2 separate regions of the Mus musculus genome follow, and region 1 is linked to region 2. The links are chromatin loops, found by intact Hi-C in ENCODE. Cell type or tissue: left cerebral cortex. All regions are shown on one strand. Links, peaks and the distances in the headings refer to the core of each region. The heading gives the core; the rest is flanking DNA.

Region 1 (8,333 bases), core at 12-8,011, 660 kb after region 2:
AATGTGTCTACTCTAATGGATGAATGATCTTTGTGCCCCAGAAAAATGTAATCATTTGTCTTTTTATTAACTGATACCAATTCTACAAATGTGTCTTTCTTTTCATCAATAGACACTGATAATCATTATTCCTATAGCTTACTAGGCATGTAGAAGCCACTCCATAGCTCACCACATAAATTTTCATTTACCTTAAGCCATAAAATTAATTGTTACAGCCTGTCTTACAGATATGAAGATGATCTCATGCTTGTTTAACCTGTAGGGAAATAAGATGGGCCTTGAAACTTTTAGGAAAACTATAACATTACTCCACCTGCATTTTTGTTCTCCTTCATAGATAAAAACCCAGATCAATTAGTTTGTGGTTAAAATCCTGCTTATTGGTCCTGTGCTTGCTGCTGGCTTTATCTGGTCTAATTAACACACAGTGAGTTCAGTGCTGTTACCCATGATAGTTCAGGGTTGTAAGATTTGACCTTGACAGTAGTATAACACCGCCCCAGCACCTGAGACCCTTGGTATTTCGAAATTCAAGTGGGACAGCCACAGTTACATGAAGATTATTAACAAAAAAAAATCACTGCCATTTTATTCCCCATTTGAGTCTTATGTTTGGCTGTACTAATGCACCCTTCCACTACCACCAGGTTCCTCAAACAAGGGTCTCTGAAGCACATTTGGATGGTGGTTTAAATGACCCCAGATGTGTGAGGTTTGAGGGGAAGGTATTGAAGAGTCCCGTGGGAAAAGTCAGGAATTGTTAATTAGAGAGGGAAGTCAGAAGAAAGTTTTGAAAAAGGATATACTTTTGCGTGAGAATTCGGATTTTGTTGAGCAAATAAAATGTTACTGATGAGACTTGCTATGTTTTTTTGCAGCAAAACTCTTGGATGTGACTGGACACCAGACACGGTGTTAATTTATAAAAATGGAAAGGAAGAAGTACTAATATGATTATTGCTTAGTATTTTGTCATATTCAGTGGTAGCTAATTAACCTTCAATGCATGTGGCTTTGATGCTTGGGTAGGGAGCATGTGCTATCACACTGCCTGAAACCATCTACAGTGAAACAACACACCCCATGAATCATATTCTAAAAGCAAAAGGAGGCCAAGAGAGTGCCTCTAAAGAGTAAACAAACTTGATGCCACTAACGTTTTCAGTAATGAGTGTCAAACCAACCCCACAAATACACTGCAAACTTACCAAATCACATGCTTTTGGTGGTTGAATTCTGTGGGATGGGAACCATATCTGAACAAAAAGGTAGTGAGAGAAATGGGCAGATAGACCTGACCATGAAGAAACTGGGTTTCAGAAGTCACACAGGAAACAAGGGAAATGAGCAGCCCTGCCCTCCATGGCTGGGCTCCATTTATTCTAATGACTTGCTATTGGCTAAAGGGCCTGAGAGCTGGACTGTGGGAATTGCTTTCAGAGCCCGGGACATGTTCTTTTCAGTATTCTCAATGGAGGCCAGATGTCACTGAAGAGTGGCTTGATTTTTGGAAACAGCTAAATGTTCTAAAAGTAGAACTGGCAATTAAGCAAATGATCAAGCTGAGAAATATCAACACAGTAAAAAAATAAAATAAAATAAAAACGGACAAGAGTGCTGCAAAGCTCAGAAAATATAGAAAGTATATACACCCAGTAAGACAGTTAAAGGCATACCTTTTTTTCTGAGATCTTAAATGCTAATTCCACAAATGGTGGTCATTTTTACCAGTGATATTAACTAGGTCTCAGACAGCAGCATTCAGTGCCAAGATAAATGTGACTGTCTTACTGACATAATTGTCTTAGTTAGGTTCCCTCAGAACTAACCCAAGTTGAGCCAGTAAGGGGGGTGTGAGCCAACAGGCAATCACATGGGCCACCTGGGTTTGCTGTTACCCAGCAACTCTGGAAACCTCAAGATAATATGTCACTCAGAGTGACCAAGCTAGACCCCATGACAGGTGGGATTTTTGTCCACTGATCCCTACCTGTCATTTGCCAGGTATTTGTAGATGCTGCTGTTCTGGTCTGCATGTGGCCCAGTGTACCCTCAAAACCAGGGACCATGCACAAAAGTAGAGTCCATTTCTCTGATGGCAGCTTTAGTGTCTCTGAATTAATCACTGAACGGAATAGCCTATGCTGCGTTAATCTAAACTAGAACACTCTGTCTAGAATTTCTGTGACAATTTTCTCCGTCTGTACCATATAGTGATGCAGCTTGAAATGGGACTAATACAAGCAAAGAATTAAATTTTAAATTTTACTCAATTTTAGTTTGCATGACTACATGTTGTTAGTGGCTATCATTTTGACAATGCTATTTCCAATAGGAAACAAAGCCTTCCATGTCTGCAAGTATTGAACTTAGGTATTAAGAAGGAAGTGACTGCTATTCAAAGCTGTTCAGTTCTTTGCACATCGGCTGGATAGCTTTTCATATTTAACTAATAGGCAAGAATGCACTTAGCTGAAAATGGCGGTGGATTAATTATATTTAAGTGTTTAAAGGACCTGTAGAGGAAATCTCTGTCCATTCACCCTACTTTTGTACACAAAAGAGTAATAGCTGAGGTGTCTATTGATGGGGTGTCCATGCCTGTCTGAATGTTTGATGCTTGATTCTGCCAGATAAGCAGTGGTCAGGTCTGTATTGTTGCAAGGGAGTCCCTGGAGTTACCATTTGATTTGATTGACAGTGATTACTGAGAATCCTTGTGGTAGGCAGTTTTGTTTAGTCTTCAGCTTCACTCCACAGGCCAATGTTTTGAAAAAAATATGTCTAATATAAAGATGTCAAAAAAAATCACTCGGTGGAAGAATCAGAACTTTGCTCACACCTGTTTCTGAAGCTTGAATTACCATCAGTTAAACTATATTTTGAATGATCATTGGCACAGTTGACTATATATGACAACTGTGTTGGATGTTAGACTTACCTCCCACCATCTTTTTTTTTTTTTTGCTCAAGGGAAAAATATATAGCCTCATATGTCCTCTTCATCCTGAGCTGGGAGCTCATATATGGCAAGTAACTCAAGATGAGTCCATCCATTCATTAAGAAACAATTAATCATCTCTCATATTATAAAAAGGATTGATGATTCAGATGCTATTAATATTAAGACACTTTTAATAGACCTTTTATTATTGTTTCCTAACTCTAGGGAATAGGAGCACTAACATTTCCATATATTTCTCCTTCCTTGTTCAATCCTGCAGCTATGGCTTGATGAACTCTATCTTCTTTTGTAGAGTAAATGCTGCCTTTTTGCAGGGTAAATCCAGTTATCCCCTCTCATTTGTGTGTTTCTGTGGCTGGTTGTGTGGTAGAACGAGACAATAACAGCTGAAGTACTGACTGTCTGGCTCATAGATTAAGCTTTCTAAGCCTAGCTTAGACCCATCTCCTGATGTTTGTATGGAGTAAATAGCTTTCCTTCCTGGGTACCAGAAAGAAGTAGGTATTCTCTGCTTGTCCTCTTGCAGTGGGGGAATCGGGAGATTAGTTACTCTTGGACTCTCCTACTGGAAAAATGCACATGAAGTTGCTGTCCAGCCATGGTGGAAACTTTTTAAACCTTGCAATGCATAACTAATTAAGAACAAATTAGAAACAGAGCTTTCTAAGCATGTGAGCTTGAGATAAGTTATCCTTAGATTTACTTTTTTGATGTCACACATCATGTGACTTCAGTCCACTTCTCCTTTCCTGGCGTCTAATACGAAAATATTAAATCTCAATATGGCTATGTGGCTATGGAGAATACTTTGCTACCAGAATTAAGTAAGGAATTAGAGCAGAAGAAGTTTACTCTAGCACCTAACATACTCAAATAACAGATATGGTAGTATATTCTTATAAAGAATAGACTCTAGAACAGAACAAACTCCTGTCTGCCTCGTGGGTGGGTGTGTTGGAAAAAAGCTTTCATTCATACTCTGGGAAACCTGCTGTATCAGTTAGCTATGGCTGTATAACAAATATCCTTAAACTTGGTTGTTTCAATCTACCAATATCTGCTATGGTGCATGGGTCGGTGAGTCAGCACAGCATTCATACTGAACTGGACAGGACCATCTGATCTCAACAGAGCTTCTTTGTGTGAGTATGATCATTTGGGGTAATCGGTGAGTAAGAAGGATTAGGATGGTTTCTCATGTCCTGAGGTTGACTAACAATTGCCTAGGTCTCTTATTCCTTCACTCCACTGCAGTGTCTTTCTCAGATTCACTGAAAGGGGTGGTGGAGAACTGGGAAGTGCACAAGGTCCCTGAAGCCTGACCTGGGAAATTGAAGTAGTATCATTTTCAGTGATTTTCATGGTCGAATCAAGGCACAAAGACAGTCCAAGTTCAAGAGATAGCACCATCTACTGGTGAGAAGAGCAGAAAAATCTGATTACAAGGGGATGAATGAAGAACAAGCTCAGAGTTGGTTATTCCATCACATCCATTACCTCCTCTTAGACGTTTTTTAAAAATTATATATGAGGAAGTCACCAATACCACATAACTTTTAACCTTATGAACTATTTTAAAATGCAAATATTTTCACCTACAGCTTTAAGATATTGTATAAACTATTATAAAAATACTTTCAAATATACAACCATCATACTGACATTAATCAGACCCAGAGTCCTGTCTCATCAAATAGTCAAGATTGCCATTTTGTAGGCTCAACTGCAGCTTTGTAGCTTTATTAGAAGATAGTGACTATATATTCTTAGCTTTAATGGAAAAAATTGTGTGAAATAGAGTTTCCTCTCACTTATTAGTTAGTTCTTTGCTAAGCCAAGATCTCCCCTGAACTGCCAATTTTGCATGTAATGTACCCAGGGAAGCCTCTAGCATAGCCAGATATTAATTTGGGTCTGACCTCTCACAGTTTGGGCTAGTTGGCCAGCCACATATCAGTTTTCTTGAAATTTCCCAGAGCATCATAAGCCCTCAGATACTCTTAGGAAGGAACCCAAGATACCCTCACTTCCCAGACTAGAGACTCCATAGGCTATGTATTTTCCTTGAGGCTACTTGAACAGTTAACTTCATGGCAGGCAGGGTGTCATTTTGGTACCAGGGTTTGGGCCTTCCAGGTGGACTGCCATCTTGGGCTCAGCGGATGATCAGTGTTAGCCAAGTGTTAGGGCTAAGTGTGGAGAAGCATGAGGAGTTTGAATTTGTCCTCTGGGGTTTATAACAGTGTAGGTTCTTCCACATACATCTGTAACCTTGGACAGCATTCTGACCTTTGGAGGCTTCTGGTTTATTTCAAGAGCATGGGAGTAATAATGGCTCTTCATATACCTGAAATGAAGATTGCCCACGTTCCTTATGGTGGTTTCCTCGACTTCTGTGTATGGAACAAGCCTCTAGTCCCTGAGAGCTCTTGTTTATACCATTGTTTTAAGGATCTGTAGCTGGCCCCTTGGCAACTATTAAATCTAAGACATAGGCCTGTCTGTCCTCTTCAGAGGACACTGTCTTTTTAAGGCCAGGCCTAGAAGGCCCACTTTGAGTGGAAACATCCATGTGTTGCTATGGTGATATCATTTTTTATTCACAAGGCACTTTCTGTATTTTGAAGGGGATAACTTCTCCTCTGCTCAGGGATATTTGCCAAGCTCTGAAAGAGCCATAAACTTACTGAATCGTGGAAAGGCATTCTTGGGTACTGAGTTCCCCATAAACCTGTTTGTAATTACTCTGAATGCTCTCAGAGCTTCCCATTGTTGTAGCCTCTCTGGTGTATTCCCATGGGAAATGCCTCAGGCTGTAGCTGCTTGTGGATGTTGAGTCTAGTCTTCAGTCCTATCCAGGAAGTCACATTTTAGCACAGGGCAGTTGGCTTTTGTCTCCAGGTGTCTATTTGAATTTTTCCCCTCCTCCACTTAGCATGTATGTGGATGCTCATTCCTCCAAAAGGACTAAATAAACACATTCAGTGAAGAATCCATGACAAGATGTATTCCTAACCACCACTGCGTCTCTACAACAATCTGTGAGAGATCCTTTAAAAAGTCATTTCACTTACTTAGCTCTTCTAAACGTCTTCTGTGCCCTGCTTTGTTTGGAAAAGTAAAAGGAACACATTAGGAAAAAGTTAACCTAATGTATGTCTGTGTTAGAAGAGACAGAATTTGTTAAATAAGAGTTGGAGTTTCATTTTACTTTGCTGCACACATGGTGCTTTATAGAGGGCCTGCCCTGGAATACCTGCTGGGCAGAACTGTGTTCTTAACCCAGGGCTACAGGGTTTGCCAAGACTAGGGGGCTGAGGTCCAGGAACCAAGAGGGAACTAGGGGCAAACACTAAACTCAAGACAGTCTGCCCAATTTTCTAAGCCAGTAGCAAGTCACCCAGAAGCAGCCCAGGGTTAGCAACACCCTACTTACTGTTTGATAAATCCTGCTTAGCCAGAAGTACAGAAGGAAGATGGGAAGGGCACAGATGCATTGTGGAAGGAGAGTGAGTTCCACGTGATCGCTAAAGGATTTCCTTCTGGTAGTTTCTGAAGCAAAAGGTGTTGGATGAAGTACTGTTTCAGCTGTTTTAGCTAAGCCAAGCCTGAGCAATTCTCCATGACCCCTTCATGCCTTTAGAACAAGTACCATATGGGAAACTCTTGCACCTTACTAAGTATGGCTGACATCATGAGATACATCCTTGGTCCCTTCTGGACCACTGCTTCTGTGTGATGACACCAAATAATACTTCCCAGAAGATTTCACCTTTATGATGCTCTGGACTCTTCTTAACCACCACTCATTTCTCAGCTCCAGCTAACCAGTATGTATTGTCCTAGTAAAGAATTGGATTCTGTTTAGTGGTTCTGGCCTCTTGAATTTCCTTTTGTTATTGTTTAACCACAGCTGAGAATGTGAGGATGTATACAGACATTTGGGTGAGGTGTCTACAATTCAGGGACATGGAAAGTTGGCAGCAAATTGCTGGAATCTGGGAAGAAGCTGAGACGGATTGTCTCTCATAGACGTTGGATGGACTAGTACTACCTGTTCTTTGATCTTGGATGTTTGTTTCAAGAATCCATAAGACAATGGGCATCTGCTGTTGAAGCCACACAGTTTATATTACTGAGTTGCAGCAACTGCAGCAAATTTACACAGATACCTCTGGCTGAACGACATTGATATTCTTTTTTCAATGTCTCACTGTCCTGTTTATATTATCTCATAGCATGGGCAGTTAGATGAAGTGGGGTGACAAAAGAATAGGACAGAATTCAATGTGCAGACATTGCCAGGTCCCCTTTTAAAAGGCTGGGGATAACCTAGCAATGAACTAGCACACACCTAGAAATTAGAGCATAGATTAGAGATTTCTCTCTCTAATCTTGCCCTGTAGACTTTCTGTTTATAACAAAATCACTAGTATAGAAAGTACCATTGTATAGCATTCCTCCTTTGTGGAATGTTACAATAACAAAAGGAAAAATTCAAGTATATACCTACTGAATGTTTGCCATAGCAAATGAATTAGGTCTTTCTGCTCCTTTATGATGAAAGAATGGACTCTGGCATAAGACGACTAGTAACGGTGAATGATAGAACCAAGGATCAAGTAAGGGACACTTGACTTGCTGGCTCTTTGCTTTTCCCACTACTCAGTAGGGCAAGCACATCCAACCCAGGATGACGGCTGATTCCTCTGGTCTTGGTGGGGCATGGGCATGGGGATTTTTAGCTGTCATACACTGAGAATTTTCAATGAATTATTTAAGGTTAGCAGCTGCTTTAAGATCTTTATCTTGTTCAGAGATGCTCACAGGGACCTACAACAATCACCTGGGGAGTTGCTCCTTGTGTGCCATTTCTGGGATCCATCTCAGGCATACAGATCAGGGTTTCTACAGTTGAAGTTCAGGGAATAGTGTTTTACAAAATATTCAACAGTTATAGAAGGATCATAGTGATTTGGGTACTGGTTCTACTTTGTCCCCTTCAGAGTACATTCTGGAATCTACCTAATAGAGAGTTCTCTGGTCTTCTCATAAAATCTGTCCTAGAAGGCTGAGGGATATGGTCCTCTTATTGTTTATGCTATTCTATAAATATTACAGAATATCTAAATATTTCTATTGCCACATTTAAAGCATTAGAAAAAGACCAGGATATAAAGAAAATATCTACTCCTTCATTTAACAACTGCATATAACTTCCAGGCGCCAGGAACCCCTTGCATAAAATTTAGCAAATAAGTCATTTTTCATTCCACATATGCACAGGTTATAGATTTTTTGATGTGATCTAGTCAAATTATTCATCTGCAAATGAACCTGAAGTCTATATTCCATGTTCTCCCTT
Region 2 (8,333 bases), core at 150-8,149:
GCTTGGCAAAATTATTAGTTGAGCTATTCTGTCTCTTTGTGATATAGAAAAGACAACTTGAGGACAAGAACAGAGAACCTGAAGTTCCCCTTTACAATCCTGATCTACAACTCCAGGGTGGACAATAAGACCTTGTAGGCTGCAAGAGCCTGCCTCTGTCATTATTGTCCAGTGGCTTCACCTGCTCGGGAGAGCGCCTTCCAGGCCCTAATAGCCTTTTCATCTGATTCAGAACTATTAAAAACTGGCTCCTTGAGCTCACCTAGTGATGAGTAGAGGCTCCTTCTCCTAGAAGCCTCCGCTGATTGATCTTTTTTCTTTTCTTTTTCCTTCTCCTTCCTTCTAATCTCTCCCCAGGTATTCTTACCTGACCTAAACTTTTCCTCAGGTTCAAGACCCATGGAAAGGCCTGTATGCTTATTTTGTGTACCATATTTTCTCTTTGCTCCTACTCTCTCTCCCCGCTTTACTTCTGATAGATTGCCCTGAATTTCATCCAGAATTTTCAGCCCTATCTTAATCACCTGATAACATGTGAAAAGGAACAAAAGGGCTCCTAACATTAGAAAAAATTCAAGGCCAAACATTTTCCACTTTACTTCTGATAGACTGTCTTGAATTTCCTTAGAAAGTTCAAGGCCAGGCTTACCTCGTAAAGCTATACTTACGGGTACTCTCGTTCCCCAGCTGAAAAGTTCTGAATTCATACAGTTGAATCCTTCTTAACAGTCTGCTTTACGGGAACCTTTATTACCGCGACCCGCAGTTCTGGTTCTGGAATGAGGGATCTTCCTTGCGCCGGTGAAACTCCCGTCCCGAGTTTCCTCCCGGGTTTTTTCTTCCCGGATTTTTTCTCGTCCCGGAATTTCTCGTCCCGGATTTCAGCACCAATTCTTAATCGCGTTCTCACGCCCGGCCAGGAAAGACGCAACAGACCAGAATCTTCTGCGGCAAAACTTTATTGCTTACATCTTTGGGAGCCAGGAGGGCAAGCGCCCAGCGCCCAGCCCCAAAAACGAAAGCCCCTTCAATAATCTTTAGGAGCCAGAGCTCCGGCGCGCGCGCTCTATTGTTTACATCTTTAGGCAGCGAGCGAGCGCAGGGCGCGCAGAGCCAGAGAGATGCCAGCGAGAGAGAATGGCGGAAAACCCCGTCCCCTTTAAGGAGGAGTTATTCTTCGCTTAGGACGCATCACTCCCTGATTGGCTGCAGCCCATGGCCGAGCTGACGTTCACGGGAAAGGTAGAGTACAAGTAGTCATGAAATACCCTTGGCTCATGCGCAGATTATTTGTTTACCACTTAGAACACAGGATGTCAGCGCCATCTTGTGACGGCGAATGTGGGGGCGGCTCCCAACACTGTTTGACTTCTGGTCTACCTTTGAGCCTCTGAGGCTCCTCCTGTGGGGCATCCTATGTCTCCTAAAGTTCTGACCTGGATGAGAACCTTGCTGTGAAGCCCCTCTGAGGCCACCGTGTTCCCGAGGGGAAAGATATCTCTATGCTGTTTCCTATACTGCAGCCAACCATGTTCACCAATCCAGCAGAAGTTCTGCTCTGAGGTTAAAGGACTGTCTGACTAGAGTACACATCTCATCATATATCTAAGATACAAGAGGAAATCAACTTCACTGTCAGCAATGTGGACATGCACAGACTTTAAATGTAACCCCCTACCTTACTCATAGCCAGGAGAGACAAAGACTAAAAATACATCATATTCAAGTTCAAAGAAATGGAATGCTAAGCTCAGAAGATCCTGGCTGGTTTCCTAGCCAGTTGCTCTCAGCAGAGGAGTGTCCTTGGCCAGTCTGAGATGGGTTCACTTAGCAGCCATGGCCAACATATTTGCATACCTGTATTACAAAGTTGTCCTTGTAGGTCCATCAGGACCTCAAACACTGCAGCCATCCCACATAGGTTCTGTGTGTCCCCTTTACGGGACGAGGTGGACTTCTACTTCCTGTGAGGTTATCTAGGCAGAGAGTTGTTAGGTACTGCAGATCACAAAGATATCTGAGCCATGTCCTATGATCAGAGGCATTGCCTAGAATCTCTGTGTTAGACGAGATGAGTTTCCTTAATTGCTATGAATCTATGATCTTGGCACCTAAGCTCAGTTAGAATATCTGCCAGCTGAGGTGACTTTTGGCCCTACTTATTTACCAGCCAAATGGTTGTTTACTATAGAGCCATATTTTTGGCTCTATGGTTTGTGTTTGAGGGTAGCCCCTTCCTATAACTAGACATTTTTGATCTTGGGCTGCAGGTATATCCCCTTCTCTAGTAAGCCTTGCTATGACATCCTGGACCTGGGCTGCCTCAGTGCACAGAATTAGCACAGCTAAGCAGAACACTTTCAGAAGGGGAGCCTGGGCCTGGGAGAATCACTAATGGTCTAGGGTTTGCCTCTCTTGATCCCTTCAAGGCTTCCAGTATAGAATAGAGATCTATACTCAGGTCTGGCTGTTCACACTCTGAGAAGCTCAGTTACCCATACTGTCCCCATGTGTTGACAAGCAGCTGTCTTCCCAGGAAAGTCTGAGGAGGTGTCTTTCCTGGAGAGTCTGGTTTCTGCTGCAGGATCCTAGAGCCCTTGCCACTGGCAGTCAGTTTGTCTGGAGCCAGGCATCCATTGCTGTGTTGCAGTCGTTGACCCAGTGTGTTGCTCTGGTGAGGCCATGTCCTCTGAGGAGGTGGTGATGCTGGGATACACTGCTGTTTCCATGGAAGCAGGCTCTGCACATGAGGCTAGAGCTGCTACATATGCCAGAAGCTTGCCAGTGCCAACCCCATGAGTATCCTTCCCAGTCCTGGGATTCAAAGCCCTGCAGCTTAGACAGTGACCATAGCCTTTCCATGGCCTGGTGCTTGTGCACCCTGTGTTGGAGTTTCCACGAGCAACTCCTCCTTGGGCTCTGCTTGGGCTCTGAACAGGTCAAGAGTGGAACAGGAAAGAAGTCTGGGTGGTGAGAACACTTCCTGGGTGGAAGGGAACTGCCTATAGGAGATGGGCTTGGTTCAAGCTAGCCCAAGGCTCTTGTCTAGTGCCATGTCCCCTAACATTGGGCCACATCCCAGTGGGTCATGGCAGTGCTCTGGATGGTAGAAACAACAGCACATGCCTCTTGGTCACTCCATTTTTCCTTTGATAACATTTGTTGTTGTTGTGTTTCCTGGTCAGTTGTCTGGGCTGTCCCTCAGACTGACCATATACTCTGATGGCCAATGGTAGGTACGTTAGTAACAGGGACCAAAGCTTTTTACACATTCATTGCAATCATGATGACTGGCCCCAGACTGGCGGGGTGGACCTTCTTGGTATGTGGTGAGAGTCAGTTGAGCATTGTCTAGAGAGGCAGGGACAGCAGCCTCAGGTCAGTAGTGATTCCTGATGTGTGGTTCACCTTCCAGCCTGATTAGGAGGGGGCCTCAAACAGCAGCTGCCCGAGACCAGTGTGTAGATGCTGGGCCCCAGCCAGGGGTTTTTGTGTCTGAAACATGTGGCACAAACATGTTTGACACGTGCTTGTCCTGCAGCCCTGGGTGGAACCCTGAGACTTATAGTTAAGAACAACTCGATTATATCACCACATGAAACCAGATGTAATTTTGTAGATATGTTCTTGTCTTTTATTTTTAAAAGTGTATTTATTTTCCCTGGCCAGTGTAATTTTTCTTGGGGACTTCACCCTTTGATCTGGACTGGAAAAAAATGTTACCATTTTAAGACCTCTTAAAACCTGTCTTTGGATTTATTGTGTGTACAAATGGAAATTCAGATAATAGTTCTGTTCCCAACTGAAGAAAAACAGGAAAAGAAAAATAATTTCTCACTACTTGGAATGAGAACCACAGTGAAGCATGTGCCGTATATCCTGCCAACAGAAATTCAAGGTTGAAAATAATTCTCTTCCTCCTGAGTCTGCCTGCAGCTTCCCTGAGGAGCGTAGATGGTGAAATTTGCTACTAATTGTAGCCATAATTTTAGCATGCAATTAAACACATGATTTCCTTCCCAGCTGATGTCTTTTTAGCTAGTGTGACACAGATAAAACAAAGGCTCTGTTGATTTGAATGGCCACTTTAATCATAAGAGATCACAGAAAGCCACCATTATTTGGGCACACTTGGTTCCCCACTGGGAACCAGATTATCTTGCCTATAAAAGATGGCAGACAGTTTGGGTGCTTTTAATACCATCTCTGGTGTTACTGTCTGTGCACTGAGGAAAACCAATGCTAGTGTGTGTGTGTGTGTGTGTGTGTGTGTGTGTGTGTCTGTCTGTCTGTCTTTTTAAATCCTTGTGGAATTAAGGAGGAAGTGAACGGACTGGGAAGAATCAGAATGGAAAGCTGATGTGGTGGAAGTCATGGCTCCTGGAGAAAGATTCTGTACTGGAGTCATAAAGCTGCCTTAAACCCAGAAGGCCAACGAATGGGGATTGATATGAGAGCCTTTAATGGGCATGAGGCCAAGATGGTATCGCTCAGTGGCTGTGCTAGTGTGCCTTCCTGCCACACACATGGCATTCTGTGTTACCAGGTCTTTTTTTGCCAGTTCTCTTGGTCAGCCTGTAATGTTTGTGCTGTTTAGCTGCCTCCCCTTCCTAAGTCCTTCATGGGGATGGCCATTTGTCCTGTGTTGTCTGGCAGGCCCCACTGCCCAGGTTTTTATATTTTTATTACATTGTTGTCCATGTGGTCTTTGGCCAGGTAAACCTGGGGTCTCCAACTCTTGAATTTGTTTGATTGTTTTTTCAGATGGCAAGTTTGGTGCCTACATGCAGGTGCACATTCAGAACGATGGGCCTGTGACTATAGAGCTGGAGTCCCCTGCTCCTGGAGCTGCTAGCTCTGACCCAAAGCAGGTAAGCCTAGAACCTGGAGCCTGCCAGTCTGGAGGGTATAGATAGGTAATGTGCCTTGACCTAATCATTGTCTCTGGGGAAGTCCTCATCCTGAGGTGGAGGAAACCCTTCATGGCTGCAGCCTCACGTCTATCTTACTTTCTCTCTTCTCAAGAACTCCTGAGCATGTCTCTGCTCCACCGTGTAGACAAAGTGTTCTTAGAAGCGTCTGTTCTTCTAGTTCTTGGGCTAGGTGTCATGTCACCCAGTTGCCACTGGGTGGCAGCAGAGCAGCGACCCTGGCTAGTGTACCCAGTGAGAGTGGTTACCTGGATTGGATTTTGTCCAAGGTGTGGGTGGTAGATGAGCCACTCAAGATTCTTTATAAGTCTTCATTTTTCTAAAGCAACATCTGACCTGGATTTACTGCCAACTCTATAAGCATTCAGGAAGAATGTAATTAAAACAGAGAAAAGGGATGTGTAATAGTCTTGCAAACTTATGCTGTCCCATTGTGTTTAGCATATATAAAAGCTTTAATTAATCCACTTGATAGAGACATGAGGCATGGCAGGCTGTGGAACTAGGCCTGTTCCTGCTCTTCCTTCCTAGCATCGTCCCCTTCCTAGGATGCTGCAAAGTGGAACGATGAGCTCACGTGGGGGATGCAGGATATAAACAAGGCTGAGTGCTGGTGTGGAGCCATTGACACTTTGTGTTGGCTGAGAGGTAGGACCATGTCTGCATGGCATTAAGCTTCAAAAGTGGAACTGAGGTTGTTGCTATTACTGACACATTTCATCTGTCCATCCATCTGTCCGTCTGTTTGTCTGTCTATCTATCTATCTATCTATCTATCTATCTATCTATCTATCTACCTACCTATCTATATGAATGCTCAGTCTGCATGTTCATCTGTATACCAGAAGAGGGCTTTGGATCCTAGTATAGATGACCATTGTGTGGTTGCTGGGAATTGAACTCAGGACCTTTGGAAGATCAGTCAGTGCTCCAACCCGCTGAGCAACCTCTCCAACCCCTACTGATAACGTTTTAAAAATCACAAACAATCTACAGGGAAATGTAAACTTTGAGATAATTTGAGCCTCACAGGAGAGCCCACAGAACCCTGCTACAGTCTTTCCTGGCTTTCCTAGTTTTGATGTATTATTTAGAGTGATCACATACTGAAGTTAGCCCTGATCCAACACTATTAGCTACATTAGAGCCTTATATGAACTCACTAGCCCGCCCTCTCCCTCCCTCCCTCCCTCCCTCCCTTCTTCCTCCTCCTTTCTTTCTTCTCTTCTCCCTCCTCCTTTCTTTCCTTTCCCATTTTCCGTTCCTTCCTTTTTCTGACACAAGGTATCACTTTGTAGTCCAGGCTGGTCTTGAACCCAGTCAGTCTCTTTCCACACTCTTCTAAGTGCCAGGATTATAGGCATGAGCAGCCAGTGCTCAGTTGCTGTGGCTGCCGCCTCTGCTGCTTGGCTAGATCTTACAGGAAGGCACCACATCCTGTAGTCTAACTAGTTTTTGTTTTAGCTGTGCAACATTGCAAATTCCATTGCATTACAGTTGTCATTTCTCTTTGTTTTGTTCAACCTGAGTCAGTTCCTTAGTCTTTCCTGTGTTTCACGACCTTGACCCTTTCTGGAATGCTGTTCGGTAGACCTTTTCTCAATTTTGTGTCTGTGGTTAGAGCAAGGCACTGTGGTGTGGTGGGAAGAGCGGCTGTCCAAAAGCCATCTTGTTCTCTTCTTAGGGCATCATCAGGCAGTATGCATGCGACACCAGTTTGTCTCACCGCAGTCATGCTAACCTTGCCGCCTGGTTACAGTGGAGTCTACCAGATTTCTCCATCCCCCCCCCCCCCCCCCGGCACGCCCCTGGCTTTCTTCTGGTCTTGGCAGACAGTTCTCTTTTCTTTGCAGAGAAAGAGGTCAGCAGATGGCATCAGCCCGGCTGCTCCCCACTCCCCACTTCAGTGTAGCAGCAAAGCTTCCCTTCCTGGGCTGAGGCCAGAGCCAAAGTGAAGACCCCTGTTCAGACCCCGTAGGAGCTTTCCTTCGTACCACGTGGCTCCTCAAGTAGCAGCCGGCCTTTTTTTCATGGGTAGTGCCTTTGGAAATCAGGGATTACTTAATTAGGGATTCCAAACTTTCTGATGTCCCTGAGAAATAAGACAATAAGAAAAAAAAAAAAAACCCAACCATTTTCAAGGTGGTGACAGAATAGAGGCTCCTTGAATATAGACCCTTGGTGGTGGCACAGGTCACATCCTGCCCAGCCAGTCTGGCCTGGTTTTGACTCCCCCTTTCCAGGCTCTCAGCAGCCTCACTTAGCTCTCTAGGGCCTGCTTACTCATCATCTTACTCTTCCTGGCCTCGCCCTCCTCTGGTGCTAGGAATTCATCCCACTGTCTCATGCACACTAGGCAAGTGAGTGCCCTGAGCCATTCTGGGGCCTCTGGGGCATCTGTGCTTCCTGGTCTACAGTGGGCGAGTCCCTCGGCATCTTCCTTCTGCTCTGCCCTCGGGGGCTTAAGGTCCCCACTGACCTCTTGGTTGTCCCGGTGCATGACAGCTTTCGTGTCTCTTTCCCTCGTCCTCCCGGCCATTGCTGCCACTATGGTCTGCTTGATCGCGGAAGCCAGCGGAGCCGCAGCTTGCAGGGTGGCAGTCTCTCTCACTTTTCTTTCTGCTCCTGCTGTTCCCTTTGGCTTTATGTGATTGTTGTCCCATAGTTTTGAGGAATTATTCTGCTTTAACTGTATTTTGGGAAAGTTTTAGGTTGGCTTTTTCATTCCATCTAAACTATTTTAAAATGGCATGTTGTATACCTGTAATATCCCATAAAACTAGAGAAACCTGATGAGCCTCAAACATTGTTCTTTAAACATCGGAGGAAGTTATATTAATTTATTAGGTTAAAGAAGACTTTATGTAGTCCTAGAGGTCCTTGCTGTTAAAATTCATGTGTTGTCCAATTTCACATCTGTAGCTTTTCCTGACCCTAGACATTCATGCAGGTTTCCATCCGTTGGCTCTCCAGCAGGTGGCAGCCAGTGGGCACAGAAGAGCCAAGGTGACCATGGTGCCTTCCTGTGCTGTGGCCTCTCTGCCTTTCCCTTTCAGCTAGACGGGCTTCTCTTGCAGCAGACAGTGTCTTGGCTTGCTTTCGTGTAGATAGGAAGAGCACAGCCAAATTTGTCTTACTGATAGAAAGACATGTGTTTCTGTCAAGTAAGCTTTTAATCCTAAGTGTTTTACTTCCTTACTATATTCCAAATTCTACAGTTGTATTATGGAAAACCATTCATTTGGCAAGTTTCAGTGTTACAGAAAAATGGTTCTTTTGGCCAGTTTCTAAGAAATGTCAACTCTGTAAGCCATCTGTGCAGATGAACAAGGTGTGTTTGTATGCAAGCCTGTGAGTGCCTATGTGTGTATGAGAGTGTGAGGAGGGACAGACGTACTGCCT

Evidence for each region. Hi-C counts contacts between places; a loop is a spot of excess contacts. Peaks named below come from ENCODE experiments on the same cell type or tissue, not always from the same donor. Only the 100,000 strongest peaks of a DNase experiment are listed, where the experiment ranks them.
Region 1: it touches region 2 in a loop (2.6-fold over the local background); 4 of 42 quality-filtered maps call a loop at or near these places.

The regions. Positions count from the first base shown.
Region 1 is chr2:145,287,312-145,295,644 of GRCm38, forward strand. All of the region lies in intron 2 of Slc24a3 (solute carrier family 24 (sodium/potassium/calcium exchanger), member 3), which reads left to right. It overlaps Gm52529 (a long non-coding RNA gene), which reads right to left and starts at 1,427. Exons shown (of 3, transcript XR_003953927.1): 1 at 1,212-1,427. In left cerebral cortex, for the core only: a CTCF peak has its summit at 4,384 (motif pointing left); DNase peaks (open chromatin) are centred at 1,430, 2,839 and 4,357.
Region 2 is chr2:144,630,994-144,639,326 of GRCm38, forward strand. It overlaps Dtd1 (D-tyrosyl-tRNA deacylase 1), which reads left to right. Exons shown (of 6, transcript NM_025314.3): 4 at 4,765-4,871. Among named protein-coding and RNA genes, the nearest start is that of Dtd1, 35 kb to the left of the region's middle. In left cerebral cortex, for the core only: CTCF peaks have their summits at 5,129 (motif pointing right) and 7,891 (motif pointing right); DNase peaks (open chromatin) are centred at 4,089, 5,143 and 8,027.